Regions from separate parts of the Homo sapiens genome. Here region 2 is linked to region 1. The links are chromatin loops, found by intact Hi-C in ENCODE. Cell type or tissue: right lobe of liver. All regions are shown on one strand. Links, peaks and the distances in the headings refer to the core of each region. The heading gives the core; the rest is flanking DNA.

The links. Hi-C counts contacts between places; a loop is a spot of excess contacts. Peaks named below come from ENCODE experiments on the same cell type or tissue, not always from the same donor. Only the 100,000 strongest peaks of a DNase experiment are listed, where the experiment ranks them.
Region 2: it touches region 1 in a loop (2.7-fold over the local background); 37 of 110 quality-filtered maps call a loop at or near these places.

What each region holds. Positions count from the first base shown.
Region 1 is chr3:43,756,377-43,761,886 of GRCh38, reverse strand. No RefSeq gene overlaps it. Among named protein-coding and RNA genes, the nearest start is that of ABHD5, 68 kb to the right of the region's middle. In right lobe of liver, for the core only: a CTCF peak has its summit at 2,203 (motif pointing right); no DNase peak of the experiment used is centred there; H3K27ac peaks cover 775 bases.
Region 2 is chr3:44,202,353-44,207,862 of GRCh38, reverse strand. No RefSeq gene overlaps it. Among named protein-coding and RNA genes, the nearest start is that of TOPAZ1, 37 kb to the left of the region's middle. In right lobe of liver, for the core only: no CTCF peak of the experiment used is centred there; no DNase peak of the experiment used is centred there.

The DNA.
Region 1 (5,510 bases), core at 305-5,304:
ACTGCCCACATAAACCACTTACACCAATATCTTTGCCTCAAGATTAGCTTCACAAGGACCCAAACTAAGACAAGTACCTAGTGGTGTCAGCACATAGTATGTGCTCGGCTAACAGTTTTGACTGTGTGTGTGTGTGTGTGTGTGTGTGTGTGTGTGTGTGTGTATGGCATGTTTGTTTAGTGAAGGACACAGAAAGAAATTCTTAGCTAATATGAAACAGTGAGGAGGTATCAGCAGCATCAAAAATCCAAGGATGACTATCTAGACTGTCAAGTATGTGTCTACTACAAATCAACAATGACAAAAATTCAACAGGAAATAGAGAGTGGTCATCAGGCAATGCACAGGAGAAGTGACCAAATGGCCAACAAGTATGGGAGGAGAAGCTCCAGATCAGCAGTGATCTGAGGAATTGAAATTCAAATGAGATGTGCTCTTCTATCCACAGGAAGGGCAAAAGTTAGAAATGTGGGTAAGTGAGGACCTATACTGCTAGGAGATATAAGGTGGAACCACCTCTCTGGAGATCTTTCTGACAACATTTAACAAAATTCAGAATCCATTGACTGGCTTCAACACCTAACAAATCCACCCTGAGCACATCAGTCCCATGGAAGTTCTCACAAAGTACCAGGTGGTATATTGCACTGTTTTTCTGTTGGGGAGTTGGAGGCAGTCTGGTATCTTTCAGTAGGGAAATGGATAAGTAAACTGTGACAATGCACTTAGAAGCAAACACAGAATCTATAGAGCAACATGTGGCGTAGGAAAAGTAGGAAACGGAATGAGATTTGTAGCAAAATTCCATTATGTAAATTAAAAACAGACACAAGGCAGATGTATGTATTTTACAAGATTATATACATATGTAAGGACATATTCCAAACACATTTGAAAGGGTGGCGGCGGGGGTGCTTTTAAAAACAGACTTAAATGAGAAAAGTAACATTTTAAAACATTAGATGATAACATAGAAAAGTATCTTTATGACCATGGGGTAAAAATTTCTTAATTAAGACATGCAAAACACAAACCTTAAAAAAAAAAGGATAAATCTGGCAATATTAGAATTTAAAGCCTTTGTGCAATAAACACTATGTAAAAAATGATAAGCCACATACTGGGAGAAGATATTTGAAATGGATGTAACTGAAAACGGATTGGTATAAAGAATACATAGAGAACTCCTCCAAATAATGGCTAATATTTATTGAATACTTACAAAGGGCCTGGCATTGTTGATGGTGTTTCACATGGATGGAATAATACAAAGCAAAGAGGAAATAAAAACTGGCAAAGGATATACACAGGCAATTTGTGAGTTACTTTGTGTCACATTGTGTCTTAACGTAACATACAGAAATGGGTTCCCTCTTTGGTTGGCCCCTTTGTAGCTATACCATAGACCTCAACAGGTGACATGACTTAGGGGGTAAGAGCACGGCTAGCCTTCGAGAGCCAAGATCTCAGTCCAAGATCCTGATCCACTCTGACCTTCTGTTTCCTCTTCAGTAGGAAGACAATAATACCTCCATGTGTGGTATGAAGTGCTTAGCACAGTATTTAACACACAGCAAACACTTACTAAATGGCAACTATTTTGATGATGCAAAATAATAGTAGCGCACATGTAGTAAGGACCTAGTCCTAAGCTATTTAAATATGTATATTCTCATTTAATCCCTACAGCAGTTTTCTGGGGTAGTTCCTGCTTTTATTTTCATTTTACAGATAAGGAAACTGAATCTAAGGGAAGTTAGGAGGCCACCCAGGTCATGCAGTGGGCTCTGAAGCCAGGCTCACACTCTGAACGACCACATGGCACCCCCTTCTGTCATGGGCATGAGCATGGGGGTGCTACTCTTTCTTCTTAACATGAAAAGTATCTAGAACTTTAGAAATATTGTTTATGAAGCTGAATGTGTTTCTGAATGAGCACCTCTCAGACTTTAACATGCAAGTAAATAATGGGGATGAAGTGGGAGCAGATCTTGTTGAAATGCATATTCTGATCCAGCAGGTCTCAGGGGAAGCCCAAGAATGTGCATTTCTACCAATCCCCCAGGAGATTCTGAGGCTACTGGTCCTCACACCCACTGGGGAGTTCTGCTTCTAGGATCCAGTTATGACACCCACTCCTGGGTTCATTTTGCTTTGCAGGGTGATCAGAATGCTTTGTGTTTGTACCTGTGGACAATAGGGGGCTCTACAAGCTTTAAAAGATGGCATGTGTCATCAGCACACATTCAACGGAGGCCAGAATTCAGCACACTCAGCAGTGGGTGAACTGCCTCTGCACCTCTGTGGCTCATTGTTTTCCACACAAGAGTGCTCGGGATGACATGGGCCTGGACTATTCTGGGCCTTGGTCAGGTGGCAGCTGATTTACAGGAAGAATGATGTGGCTCCAGAGAGTCACGGTTTGTTCACCAGCCATGGGACTCCTGCTATGAGCCAGACCCAGGACAGTCTGCGAGGCGAGGATGAGGGTGAAGCACCACAGTCCCTGCACTCAGGAATTTGAAGCATTTATGGACATGCCTTTGGTGGAGAGGGTGGAGAAAGCCTGGAAGGTCAAGCTGGCCGGCATTTGCCCTAGTCAGGGGTTACAAGAATCAGAAGCCCTCTTACTGGTCAGGAAGGGGAGTTTATGGGAAGGAAGGAGCTGCCCAGGAAAAACAGCAGGAAGAGAGGCAGCTCCACCACTACAGGGAAAAAAGGCCCTCAGAAAGCCAAATAGCACTCTCCTCTCCTCCCTCCTCCCCTGGCCCTCCTACCCTGCTGGCTCACCTCACCCAGGCCTCTGTAACAAGGCTCCTGGCTTCACACCAGTCACCTGCGACATCTGCATCCTTGGTTTCAATTGTTGAAGGTAAAGGCTGATTGTTCTATTTTTGTTCTGTGGGCAAGGCAACTTCTTTGGAAGTGGCCGAGGCAGACCGGGCCAGGAAACCTGTGCACTCATTCCACTTCTGTGCCTGCCAGGCTCACACATCCTTCTTCTCATAGCACATTTTTAAAGGATCCTGCATTTACCAAGATCTAAAAGTGCAAACATGCACTTACCCGTGAGAGACACCCACAGTCACAGCTGTGTGACTACACCCAGAGATGACCTTGTTAACCATTTTTCTCAGAGTCCACAATCTCCAGTGGAATCTGTTTCTCCCTGGTTCTGTAACAGTCAAGCCTTGTGTTTCCTCCTCATAATTTTGCAACCTGATTGTAACAACAGTCCTCACTAACACATCCTAAATACAATAATGCAATTCAAGCAAGGCAAGTTCAAAAACACTTTCCATTTGGAAGGGGGTGAGGTTGATAAATCTCCAGAACAGCCCCTTAATCCAGAGCAAACTTCATCCAAGGTTACATGGCAGCATGGGCCCCCTTCCACAGCTGCTACTGAAGGGGAGGATTCTTGTGGATAATCAGGAACATGGTGGGACCAGAGAATTCCACAAGCATCACTGTTGACTTGTCTCTCTGGCACAGGGGGAGTTCTTTGGTCAGCAAACCTGGCTTCCAGATAGGTAGGGCCCATATCTTAGTTCTTCTTTTTTCTTTTTTTTTTTAATTTTGTCTTGGTGCTTTATACACTGTTTCTTATAGTGTTTACTAAGACACAGTCTCTGCCCACAATGAACTTTGGTACATTGTGAAAATATCATGTGCAGAAGATGGAAAAAGTGCAGAGTCTCTGCACTTGGTGTTCAGAATGCAGAAAAGAAAGGAGAATGGCTGAGGTATGAGCTGGTTGCTGCTGGTTGGTGAACAGATGCCATTAACTGGCAAGGAAGAGGCTGGTGTGGACTGCAGAGCTGGTGACACCTTAAGCTTTTTTGCACTTCCAGGGGGCCAAGCAAGGCAGAAGCAGTCATTGTTCTTTTCCCTGTACCTGTCTCCTTCAGGACAGGCACATTTGGCTGAGCACAAATAAGAATCATTTGCAGAAGAGCTCTAAGAGAGGAAGGAGTCCAAAAACCTTTGACCTAGGATTATGACTCTCACTGAAAGTTGTAAGAACTGACCTTTGACCTAGGATTATGACTCTCATGTAAGATGTAAGAACTGAGAGTCATTGCAAAAAGGCTGCAAGATCTCAGATCTGCAGGACTGTGGGCTGTCTCCTCTAAATGCAAAGAACTGGGGCCTAGGTCTCACGAGATAAACATCAGTGATGAGGGCAGTGGGCTGGTGGCGAAAGAGGCAGAGAAAACAGCAGCTCTGGTAACTGCTATTTTAAACACTTTTATTAAAGCAACAAAAGAAGAAGAAGAGGAGGAAGAGGAAGAGGAAGAAGGAGAAGAAGAAGGAAAGAAAGAGTGAGCTCACATAGAAAGCTTAACCTCTATTAAATCTTAGAGGCAGATTAGAAATAATTATAAAATTCGATACGCACAAATGGGAATGCATAGGTTTAAGGAGTGAGTGGATTAATTGCACATGACTCCAAACGTGGGCTAAGGAGGTAGACAAGATGCCTCTTCCTGAGTGTGTGACTTTAAGGAAGCTTCTTAAGACCTCCAACTTCAGTATCCCTGAGGGGAAATCTTTAAATGGAGATAGTGGCACCTACCTCCCAGGGTACTGTGAACATTAAGTAACTATTGCCTAGCAAGCCTTTGGTAGAATGTGTGGCACGTAGTACATGCTCAGTAAAAAGTGATTGACGTTGCTGTTCCATGAACTAGACAGGCTTTAAAGTCAAGTTCCAAAAATATCTGAGTGGTATCCACATCTTCAAAATGAGCAGCCAGCCTCTCAGCATGGAACCCTTTGAAGGAGCCACACTGGCAGGTAGGAACAGCCATGCTGAAGGGCTCAGGGAGCAGGAACCGGGCCACCTGCACAGGGAGGGTTTCCTTCCACTTCAGAGCAGGTAAATGGTTTCACTTCCCATCCAGCTCAGGTAGATTGATGATGGCTACCAGGATTTCAGCCCCAACAAGGATGACAAGGCAAGGGTCCTTCAGGATGGAGTAGCCATGCCTTTCATGGGGACAGGAGAAAGGTGGGTTGACTTAATAGGCTACAGATCCAGAAGTTAAATTTGTGCCATTGTTCGGCATAATCATAGTATTATTTAGTGAGAGTTCACCATGTCTGAGCAGTAATTGTCAGGGTGCTTTACATTTATGTATCATCTTATTTGATCTTACATCAATCCTGTGAAGAGGGTACATTATAATCCCCGTTTTTCACATGGGTCTTACGGACTAAGTCAACTGCTTGAGGTCACTTGTAGCAGATTCAGCCACTGCCCAAGTGTTGTGAACAACAACTCCCATGTGCCTGGCTTCTGTCACTTTTGAGAACAGCTGCCTCTGACTACCAGGGTCTACTTTGCCTACCCACAAGAGTCTGGGGTCCTTGGGAATTTAGGTGTGCCAGGTAAGCCCTGAACCTTAGACTGTTGGGTGCAGGGCTATAAATGTTTCTAGCTCCCTTGCCTTTGACAGGCACACTCAGGTGTGGTCTCCACTGACCCCAGAGCTCCACCAGAATTG
Region 2 (5,510 bases), core at 352-5,351, 450 kb before region 1:
TGGAATGACCACTGTTTATAGCACAGACACAGGCTTGAAGTTCATTTGAATGTACAGTGGTATCCCACATAAATCATATAGCAGACAGCCTGTTTTATTGAGTCATGGAAGAAATACCCTTGGAAATGCAAGACCCACCTAAGATACACAGGACTTGGGCTACTGGCTAAGGATTTGCATGATGCTCCATCTGGTGTGTAGGTCATGGAGCATTTACGTTGTTATCAGCTGTGTGCTTGATACAAATGTAGATTCACAGACCACTGACCCAGAATCTCTTGGGATGGGGCCCAGGAACTTGCACCTTACTAAGCTCCCAGGGGTGACCCATGTATAATGACAGCCACCTACTTAACCCATTGTAAGGTATACGGATGTACTTTGGTCAAGGAATAGGCCAAGGCAGACATCCAGGCCAGAGTGACTCAGTGAGTTTAGGGTGTAAGTGCATATTCCACTTGTTATATAACCTGTTGTGTAAGTTCATAGTTGACTCGGAGTCACTATTGTTTGGAAAAGGTATAACTGCCCTGCTGATGCTGTACATCAGCATCAGCCCAAGAGCTAAACATGGCTTTTGGGCTGGGCTCAACGTGGCTCCTGGGCATGGCTCAACATGGCTCTTGTGCAGGTGCTGGTGCCCAGAGAGTAAAGCTACTGACCACTGTAAGGGAGAATGAACGTCTAGGAGATGGACACAGGGGAGCCAGGATACGGCTTGGCTTGTGCCCAAATGGAAGGAGTTAAGTTGCTAACCCTAGAGCTGGCCTTGCAGGCTGGCTGTGCAGCTGTGCGTGGGAGCCAGCTGCTGAGAGGAGCCACGGAGCCGGAGCAGACAGTCGAGATAAAGGCAAACAGTGTAAAGAGCTAGTGTGAGAGAGCTGCTGATGAGAGAGCTGCTGAATAAAACCATATTCACCTGCCTATGGCCCCCTGAGTGTTCTTTCAGTTATCTGCCCATCTACTACCCACTCCCTTCGGACCTCAGCATGGGCTGGAACCTAACCCTGAGCATGACATTGGGCGTAGTTGTGGCCCTGGTCTGACACCCATGCTTCCAAATGCTGTTTGGGCAGTAACTTCTCCCAATGACACATCAGACTCTGGGGAATGACCCTGTATTTCCAGAAAAACATAGCCACCCCAAGTTTTTTGAAGAACCTACCTAGCATACTCTTTGTAGGCATAAGAAGTGTTGATTGAAGCCTCACTCATATAAGGCAGCTGAGTGGAATCACAGTTTTCACCTGAGCAGGAGGCCCAGGCACAGGCCATAAAAGCTCTAGGCCAGCAACCTCTGCCCTCGCAGACAGAGTGGGAGTCAGTCTGTGTCTAGAGTCCTTTGTGAAACCTGCTTCTTGGGTAGCTGTGATGAGAGCTTTCTGACCTCTGGAATTTGAGCCCCTTATGAGCAAACGGGTCTATAGGAAGAGCCAAGTCTCCAGGAGAGGAGGAGAACAAAGGTCAGCTTCGTGTCTGCCTGTATTGATAGAGGTAAAGTCCTCTGTACACTTACTGCGCTCTCTGGAAGGTAAGGTCTCCAAGCTACTGCTTCATCTATCCAACCTTTGCTCTGAAGAGCCATGGCTTTCTGTGCAGCTAGGAGCAGTGAGAACAGGATTGAGTCAGCTGCTGTTGTTTTGGTGGGGTGTCTGAGGAACACACTTTAGGGGCCTGTAATTCTAAAGTGGAGAGTCTTTAGAATCTCAGTGAATTCCATTTTGGTTTCAAGCAATTCTTTTCAATTTTAGCTTCAAGTTTTTCTAAAGTTACTGATAGGTCGAACTTTAGTTTTGTTTTAAATTCCTAAGTAGAGAGACTCTTGCATCTAAAAATGGGGCTATTCCTAGAAGGGTGTAAGGCCTGGGGCAATTTAACCCATGTAGCCTGCCCAAGATAAGGGCAATAGAAAGGAGGCTGGGCTATTGGCATATTTCATGGAACCTTCAGGCTTTGGTTAGATTTGGAAATTTGAACTGTGATGATCAGAAAAAAAGGAATAAAGTGTAGGACCATGTGGGGCTCCCAGGAACTGCCTTGTTGCCCCTTCAAAGGACAGGCCAGTCTAAAATGGTAATAATTGAATCATTATGGCAACACTACCCAGTCATTTAAATGTTGGCTGTAGCTATGAAGAGGCCAGATAGATCTTATTTTAGTTGATAACAAGTTCCTGGGTTTGTTCTTAACTCAGTTCAGGTGTTGTCTCAGTTCTTTTTTGTGGCTGTAATTTACCCGGCACAAGCCAGGTCTGAGTTCGTCAAGTGCGAGCAGTGCTGAACAAAGGATAATGCTGCCTCAGGTGCCTGTTCTGGTTTGTTAGCCCTTTTTACAAGCTACTTCTTATTAGCCTGGAATACTTCCCTCATTGGTTACCCAGCTTAAGTCATCAATGTAGCCTGCCAAAGCACCAAGAACAAAACGGCACTGTGCATAATGCAAGTCTACCTAGAAGTTCTGTCTACACGTCAAGACCTCACTGGTTGTTTCTTATTCCCTTCCATGATAACTCAATGCTGCCCTGAGGAAAATGTCCAGGGAGGGAACCTCATTGATTTTGACCTGCAAATGTCCTAGTGCTTCCTCCTCAGTGATGGGTTGTCTTATGAGGGTGCACCCAACCTAGGGAAGAGCGGGTGAGCATGAACAGCCAGAGAACTTGATTTTCCCATGTCTGCTTGGGATGTGGATCAAAAGTCTTTAATGCTGAGTTTGGCTTTTGATAAAGAGAATTATTTTTCAGTTTCTGAGCTATAGTTAATTTCCTCACTGTGATTCTTCTATCAGATGGCCAGACACTGATGGTAAAGAACAGGTCATGTGTTCTTGTGACTTGCACTGAATTAACTCAATGCCTTGTGGGAAGTAGGTACTTGAAAACTGTTGGTTAGAAATAAGATGTGGATTCTTTGGCATTTGAAGGTCTTCACCAGCCGGGTGGCTGAAATGCTGGAGAGAAATTGAAATGAAAGGAGCTTAGTAATTTGGTCTATCCTTCCACTCTTCAAATGGTAAGAGTACTTACCCCCACACTCTTACCCCCACAAAATGGTAAGAGTAACACTTTCCCCTTATAGACTATATGGTTAAAACTGAGATATTGAAATTTTCCATAACCAGTTAATGGTAGGGCTGTATGGGAGACTGGACTGATATTAATCATATTGCTTGTCCCATCTAATCCACTTTCCTATGGCAGAGACAGCTGTGGTGAGTTCACCAAATGGGTCAGTGTGTCTACTTCACATCTTCCTTCAGGTGGTTGCTAGCCTGGACCCTGGGAACAGTGATCCTTTTTGGTATTTCCAATACTTAGTGTGGGTGCTCTTGTGTTCTTGAACAATCAGTTGCTTCGTGCACAGATGGAGCTAGCAGGGGCCCAAGTCACCAGTTTATTTTTCCAGTCTTTCCATTTTCGGAAGTAGTCATTTCCTTCTGGCCATTCTCCAGCTGTGGCTCCATCTATCTCTCTTGTCTCCACCTGGAACAGGTTCAGAAAACCCTACAAGACTCTTTTGCAATCCCAGAGACTGTGTTGGTGGAAGTACCCAGGTTGGTCTGTCCTTCCATGTTGATTAAATTGTTGCTTTTGGCAGAAAGCATCTGACCATGTTATTGGTATTGGTCTCCAAGAGCCAGTTGGCACACTTAAAGTTAGAGCATTGAGTGGCACCTCCATGGGGAAATTCACTCTCCCTCCATCTCTTAATTATAACCTTATGAATTATGCATTCCTGAAGACAGTGAAGCATTATGTGTGAGCTGTACAGTTTTTCTCCATCCAATTTTCTGTAATATGGAACTAGTAATGACAGGGGTTCCCACACTTCCTTTTTTATTGGATAGACTCCTTGGTATCTTTTTCTAGATGGCTGTAGCTCTTCAAAAGGCCATTCTGAGTAGCTAGAGTAAGACTATCAGAGGCAGGTTATGGAGGGGAACTCTTTGCTTACTACCTATTCTGTGCCAGTAATATGTTAGATACAGTTTATTTAATTGTTATAACCCTGTCTGAAATGTGTTCTCAGTTAAGGGTCATAGAGATTTGAATCATTCAGACTCAAATTCTTTTCACTGCATTCCTCTAGAACAATGTTTTCCTAAGTAGTGTTATATATCTATTTTTGTATATACATAGTCACTATATTTCTAAAACTAATTATGGGAAGATGTTGGATTACTACTACAGCACATAAAATAGAAGCCAATTTTTACCTTCATCTCCTACTTAAAAGGTACAATGTTAGGGTCTCTGGTTTTAAGGTTGAGTTTATTGGAGATCTGTCCACCAAAGGGTGGACTTAAAGTTCTTAGCTGTGGTTATGTCAATCTTGAAATAGAGTTGCAGGGCCTGTATATTCCATTTAGGTCAAGACTAAGTTGAGTGAACTTTGAGGCTTGGCAAAACTGGAATTGCCCATCTGTGGAGTAGAGAACTGGTAAGTTACTGATACACTGGTTAGCTCAATTCGTTATGCACTGGTTAGCTCATTTACTGAACACATATTTTGTGGGAAAGCCTGGAGCTATGAAATCAAGACCATCTCACCCCTAAGATGCTGAAAGCCTGATGAAAGATGGATTTGTAACCAAGCATACCCCAGAAGTAGGTTGCATATTCACCTCTTCCTTTGTTCTCTTTCCCCCTTATTCCTCTCTTCTGCCAGTAGCACCCACACCACTTCTTTGGTTCCACAGGAAACCTCCAGGATAAAGACACTTGCTGAGTGGAAGTGCTCACATACCAGCAGTTACTGTGTCCTGGAGGATGCCCTCAGTGAGATCTGGCAGCCAATGCCAGAGAATACAAAGTCATGTTCCTTTCTCCCATCCAGTGGGCAGGCTGCTATATTTCATGGCTAGTCAGCAATCTAGTCACTTTATCAGCAGTTTGCCTATGACTCCCTTAGATATTATCGGAATTTATAGAACATGAGACTACATTTTGAGAACTTAAAAGGTAGGCCGGGCATGGTGGCTAACGCCTGTAATCCCAGCATTTTGGGAGGCCGAGGTGGGTGGGTCACCTGAGGTCAGGAGTTTGAGACCAGCCTGGCCAACATGGTGAAACTCCGTCTCTACTAAAAATACAAAAATTAGCCTGGCGTGGTGATGGGCACCTGTAATCCCAGCTACTCGGGAGGTTGACCAAGAGAATTACTTGAACCTGGGAGGCGGAGGTTGCAGTGAGCCAAGTTCATGCCACTGTACTCCAGCCTGGGTGACGAGTGAAACTCCGTCTCCAAAAAAAAAAAAAAAAAAAAGTATTTAGGCATCTGTCAATGACTGAAATTTTATTTCATTTCATACCATCAGATTGTTTCATCTTTGGGGGTTTTGGATCTTTTCAATGCTCTTACAAATATGAATCACCTCTTCAGCAAATAAAACATGTGTGGATATTTTGTGTATACTGTTGACCACCATGGCCCTTGCCTTCCACTATATGACGAGACTAAGAAATGGATTAGAATAAGCATCCTTGTATCTGGTCGTCTTTCTTGGTTCCT